Linked DNA regions of Homo sapiens: region 2 is linked to region 1. A link is an interaction called in ENCODE POLR2A ChIA-PET data of the cell type or tissue named here. Cell type or tissue: CD4-positive, alpha-beta T cell. All regions are shown on one strand. Each heading gives the region's core, and the rest is flanking DNA. Links, peaks and the distances in the headings are about the cores only. Region 1 overlaps TMEM123 (transmembrane protein 123). Region 2 has its middle 46 kb from the start of BIRC2.

What was found. ChIA-PET counts read pairs that join two places held together with the same protein. Peaks named below come from ENCODE experiments on the same cell type or tissue, not always from the same donor. Only the 100,000 strongest peaks of a DNase experiment are listed, where the experiment ranks them.
Region 2: POLR2A ChIA-PET joins it to region 1 with 6 read pairs; 17 of 35 experiments call an interaction of 5 or more read pairs at or near these places.

Annotation. Positions count from the first base shown.
Region 1 is chr11:102,446,141-102,449,060 of GRCh38, forward strand. TMEM123 (transmembrane protein 123) reads right to left here. Exons shown (of 5, transcript NM_052932.3): 2 at 2,672-2,728. Among named protein-coding and RNA genes, the nearest start is that of TMEM123, 5.2 kb to the right of the region's middle. In CD4-positive, alpha-beta T cell, for the core only: no CTCF peak of the experiment used is centred there; a DNase peak (open chromatin) is centred at 1,261; H3K4me3 peaks cover 212 bases; H3K27ac peaks cover 1,205 bases.
Region 2 is chr11:102,391,944-102,394,863 of GRCh38, forward strand. No RefSeq gene overlaps it. Among named protein-coding and RNA genes, the nearest start is that of BIRC2, 46 kb to the left of the region's middle. In CD4-positive, alpha-beta T cell, for the core only: no CTCF peak of the experiment used is centred there; a DNase peak (open chromatin) is centred at 1,438.

The sequences.
Region 1 (2,920 bases), core at 135-2,634:
AGACCATGCCACATTTCCTTACATCCTTGCTCAAACCCATTATGAAAAATAATCTGGGCATGTGTCTTCCTTGCACTATAAAGTGTAAATTCATCCATCCACAGAATCTAAATACTCTGACTGCAAATGAAATAAGGGGAAATTATTTTCTATATAAGCTGAAAGTGTGTCAAACAAGTCCCTGCAGACAAGAATGTCAAAAGTACAGCTGTCTTCAAATAATGATTAGAGGACATAAAAAAATAGAACTGTTACATGTAACTCAGTGGTACATTGGAAAGCAACCTTTATTCCTATTGACTTCAAGTACCTATATTACTGTATAAACAGAAAAACAGCTGTAATAATGTATAGGATTGGAGCATAAACCAGTACACATCTGCAAAATGTATATATTAGTGTTTTGATAAGGCAAGTCAGCAATTACAAAATATCTATGTTGCTCCACAATTGAGTTCAACCAACCAAAAACATACATATCCTGCATACCTACTATGCACCAGGCATAGAGTGAGATGTTAGGATGAATAAATCATAGATTTCACTCTCAAGGAACTTGGAGACCAAAACAAGAGAAAAAAAGATTCTCTGAAATTCCAACGTGGTGAGTCCTATAAAAGTGATAGACACCCAACATTCTAAGGAGTACTGCAGGCAGTCTCCGCTTTTTCCAACAGTACATTCCTGGAATACACATCATAATGGAATTTGCCAAAGATGCTATTTTCCTAGTGAGAGGAAATATGGCGCCACAGAAACTGCACTAAATAAATAGCACCAAATAAATTGGTAAACAGTATGTTCAAAGAAACAAAGCTTCAACAATGGTCTATGTAACTAAAAAGAAAAACAGTTAAGCATCCATCCTATAAAAATACACAAACTTAACATGTTTCAAAAGTGTTTTCAAGATACAAAGAGGAATGCGACAGTTATGAGGCGTAAAACACATTGTGCAAAAACATTTTTAATAGTTGTATTATCTGTTCTCCTTCTAGAAAAATTTGAGGCAATGCTTTTCTTCTTTCTCAAAAAATTTCCCTGTGCTAGAAGGGGCATTTGAAATCATCCCACTGACTCTGGAGCTGCCCTCAAAGTATTCAGTTGATTTTTAATAATCATTCACAGTGAAAAGCATGTTTTAAAAGTAAGGCCACACCACACTTCAGACAGTGTGATAAAGAGACATAGGTTTTAGAATACAACTGGGTTTCAAATCCTGAATGTGACACTTAGTGTCATGTGATCTTGGGCATTTCCTAACCACTCTTGAGTTTCAATTTCCCCATGTGTAAACCAGAAATGACACCTACCTCACCACTGTTAAATTAGTAAATGTATGAGGAGTATCTTATAAGTTGTAGGCATTCAAAAATGGTGTCTATTGCTAATATTACTGTCTTTATGTTTCTTCTACCTCCTTTGTCTACCCAAGGTTAAAAGTTCAGTAGTGCAGAATTAGATTCAATAAAGGACAAAAGGAAAAGCTATCTAATAGTGTAATAAAATATTTTTTAACTAAGACCCTCTCACAACTACCCAATGATAACCACTATTACATTTTGGAGTAATCCCTCTAGACTTTTTTTCCTCTCAATGAAAACGTTTTCTGTAGAATTACTAAAACTAGAATTAAAGTATGTCCTGACTACGTACCACCAGACACCAGTCAAAAAGGCAGAGATAATGAAACAAAGAACAGCAGTAAACCAAGAACATAAACTAAGTGAAACACTGGGATGCCCCACAGGAATAAAAACTCCAGCAAGTTGCAAAGCAGCATGAAGGTACTTACTGCCACTGACCTTTACACTTTAAAAAAATGGTTACTTATGTATTTTATGTCATGTATATTTTGCCACAAAATAAAAAACAAAAGAACAAAAACTCCTAGAAGTTAAGGCTTGGTCCATTTTGTATTCTTAGAACCTAGGATGTGCTAGCTCATTAGAGTCCATAAATATTCCCTGACTAAAAGTAAACAAAACAAGTTAGTGATAGGATTGGTGTACCTTTTTCTAGTTTCCAACTCAGTCAACTGTGAAGATTAAGGGCAGTGAGAAGATAACTTAAAAATTGTTTACAAGAAACGTACCTTGATGATTTACTACTGATATTGATGACATCAGCCTGGTTCTTGCATCTTTCCATGTTAGTGAACTCAGAGGCCCAAGGCTTTGTCCCAAACTAAAATCACAGGGTAAGGGCCTCACCAAGTGTTTGGGTTGAGTCTGCCTAATGGGTGAAATGTAAGTAGGGTCTCCTTAGAGTCAGCAGAGGTATATTAAGGCTGCCATGGCTGACTAGTTTACAGTGACTTGTTTCATCAATAGGACCTGCAGACTTCTGTGCTGACATTTCATATCTACAGGCAAACTACAAAACCCTCACATCTAAAAATGTGCTTCAAAAATTCATAACATGAAATTCCGATACACTTTTTGTTTTAGAATTTATTGACATCTTTACAAGACTGAGGAAGATTAATCCAGTGAACTATCACTTACTGATGTCTACTATAGGGCACTAGGGCAGGTTATTGGGATTCATGGGTGAAGAACTCAGGGTTAAAACAGGTCAGTGAACCAGCTTATGCCTACTTCCCTGGCTGTTATTACTTCATGTACCCTAGACAAATGAAAATTTGTTTTTTTAATCTTTTAAAACTCACCTGTTGAGTTAGCACTGGAGTTGTGTGGAAGCCCAGAATTCTCTATGTTTGCAGATGCTGTAAAAATAAAGAAATATCCTGTTATGAAAGAACATTTAACTAAGAATACTGGCAGTATGTGGTTTTCTGCCTAGCGGGAGTAGGGGTAGTGGTGTCAGGAGGGTAGATTATTCCACAGGAAGTTCTACTTTGGCCCCTGTTGTTATGAAACATATCTTGAAGCTGTCAGTAAAAGGGACTGTATTACCA
Region 2 (2,920 bases), core at 100-2,599, 54 kb before region 1:
CCAGCACATAGAAGCCTTTGGGGTTCTATATGAGTTCAAGTGACCTGTGTGTGTGTGGTCTCCACGTAGTTCCCTAGCTCCCTCTGCCAGTCTAAAGGTCTGTGAGGTCATGGAACTCTTCTGTAGCTAAGATCTCAGAGGCCTGTGGCAGGAATGTGGTACCCCACAGTTCCTTCACTCACCCTTTCCTTGGGTCCTGGTCTGGGGCCAGTCCTGGCACTTGGTGATGCCAAGCACGCAGTCCTATTACTTCCCTCTTTAACCAGTGTCTCCCATCTTCTATTGAATTTCAGTGTTCTCTTTTTTTTTTTTTGAGACGGAGTTTCACTCTTATTGCCCAGGCTGGAGTGCAATGGTGCGATCTCGGCTCACCGCAACCTCCGCCTTGCGGGTTCAAGTGATTCTCCTGCCTCAGCCTCCCAAGTAGCTGGGATTGCAGGCATGTGCCACCACGCCTGGCTAAGTTTGGTATTTTTAGTAGAGACAGGGTTTCTCCATGTTGGTCAGGCTGGTCTCGAACTCCTGACCTCAGGTGATCCGCCTGCCTCGGCCTCCCAAAGTGTTGGGATTACAGGTGTGAGCCACTGCACCCAGCCTGTTCTCTCTTAAAAGATCTGTTCATGTGATTTACTCAATATTTTGGTTCCTCTTTGTGGAAGAGGCACATCCTAGCTGCATCTAGTCAGCCATGTTGAACCTGGTATCTTTATTGCATTTTTCATTTGTTGTACTCTGCAGCTATGGAACTTTTTTTATTTCAATCTATTAAATTTCTCATTTTGTTTTCCTGATTTCATTGAATTGTTCCTCTGTATTTCCTTGGTTTGCTGAGCTTCCTTAAAATGATTACTTTGAATTCTTTGTTATGTAGTTTGTTGCTCTCCATTTCTCTGGCATTAGCTACTGGGAAATTATTGTGTTCTTTTGATATTGATGTTTTCTTGGCTTTTCATGTTTCTTTTTACCTTACGTTGATGTTTGAGCATTTGGTGCAGCAGTCACCTCTTCCAGACTTTTAAGACTGGTTTTGTTAAGGAAAGACTTCCCCTGTGAGAGGGGGATGTGAGGGCACTGGCTGGGTGAGGTGCAGTGATTCTGGCAGCTGTGAGGATGCAACAGTGTAGTCTCCTTGTAGCTCTTTCAGCTGAGATCACTGTTGAAAACTGCAGGGATCCTCAGCAACCAACACTGTCAGTGTTTGCAGCAGTGGTAAGGGCTGTTGGGGTGCTTGGTGATGATGACTGTAGGGTCCTCTTGATCTCTCTTTCCCCGACCAGGGAAGTTGTGGCTAAAGGGATCCTTCTTGACACTGGGTCTGGCATGCAAGCCCACTTGAGGTGGCAATGGAACTGGTGTCTGATGAGTGATGCCCACAGAGCAGCATGTGTAAAGGGACTATAGCTCTGGGGTGGTAATGGCACTGGTGCCCAGGGCACAGACACCCTGCTGGTGAAGTATGGGAGCTTGTGAAACAGGCAGGGACAAGAGCACAAGTGTGCACACAGCTACAGCGGCTTTAGTGTGGAGGCAAGGCCTGGCCCTCTGTGATGACTGAGCTGGTCTCCAGGGTGTAAACACATAGAGAAACCTTGGCTCTGGGGCCCAGGGTGTAAACTCCCTTACTATGGCAGTGGCTTTACTGTTTGCGGTATAGGTGTGCACAGCCCAGCCTTGGAGTCAGGGCCTGGAGCATGGGCTCTCAATGGCAGCTGAGCTGGTGTTTGGAGTGTGGACATGCAGAGAGATCTTGGCTCTGGAGTGCAAACTAGCTTGCTATGGCCATGGCTGTTGGTTACCTTTGTGGCAAAAGAAGGTGGTATCCTCTGCAGAGCAGGCCACATGACTGATATCGATAGTGCCTGCCTTTCTTCTTAGCCATCTTCTGGTGTCTCAGGAATTCTGATCTCATAAGCAATTTTTTATGTGCATTTTTTCTTTTAATTCTCCACTAGGTTGTTGCACATTTTTTAATGGGCCCTTGAGGCTGGGTGCAGTAGCTCATGCCTGTAATTCTAGCAGTTTGGGAGGCTGAGGCAGTAGGATCGCTTGAGCTCAAGAGTTTGAGACCAGCATAGGCAACATAGTGAGGCCCTGTTTCTACTCAGAAACAAAAATAAAAAACAACCAAAAACTTAGTCAAGCATGGTGGCACCTGAGTCCCAGCTATTTGGGGAGTCTGAGGTGGGAGGATCACTTCAGCCCAGGAGTTTGAGGCTGCAGTGTGCTATGATCACACCACTGCACTCCAGCATAGGCGACACAGTGAGAGATCCTGCCATTCATTAATTCATACAAACATATATACATATATTAAGACAATTGCCCTTGAGCCCTCCAGGGCTATTTTGGTTTGTGGATAGCAGTGTGTATTTGTTTCTTTTGACGGGGCATGAAGGCTGTTATCTCCTCCACCATTTTGGTGACATCACTTGCCAAAATTTCCATATACTTCTGATTTGTGCATTTTTTGGTGGGTATAATGTAATTTTAAAAAAGTGATTAGCTGAAAGTTAGGAGGGCCTTTTTACCCCCAGAACAGACATCATGTTTATTACATCCACTCTCATACCTATGGACTAAAAGCAAGACACATACCCACACCTAAAGTTGTTGGGGGGGTAAACTGTGGCCATTGTGAAGCCATAGCAAAGTGAGGAGGGAGGCAGAAATATCCAAAGAGGGTACTTTTTTTTTCCCCCTTGGGTATCAGAAAATTGGCTTTGTCGGGATTAATAAGACTTTTTAAAAGCACTTGTGCAAGACAGTATCCTAAATAATTTACATGAAGTATCTTATATAATCCTCATGCAATAACCCTGTGCAGTAAGTACTGTTACCATCCCCATTTTACAGATGACATGGAGGATAAGAGGAGTAACTTACTCAAGGTCATACAGCTAGTATGTAGTAGAGGAAGCAC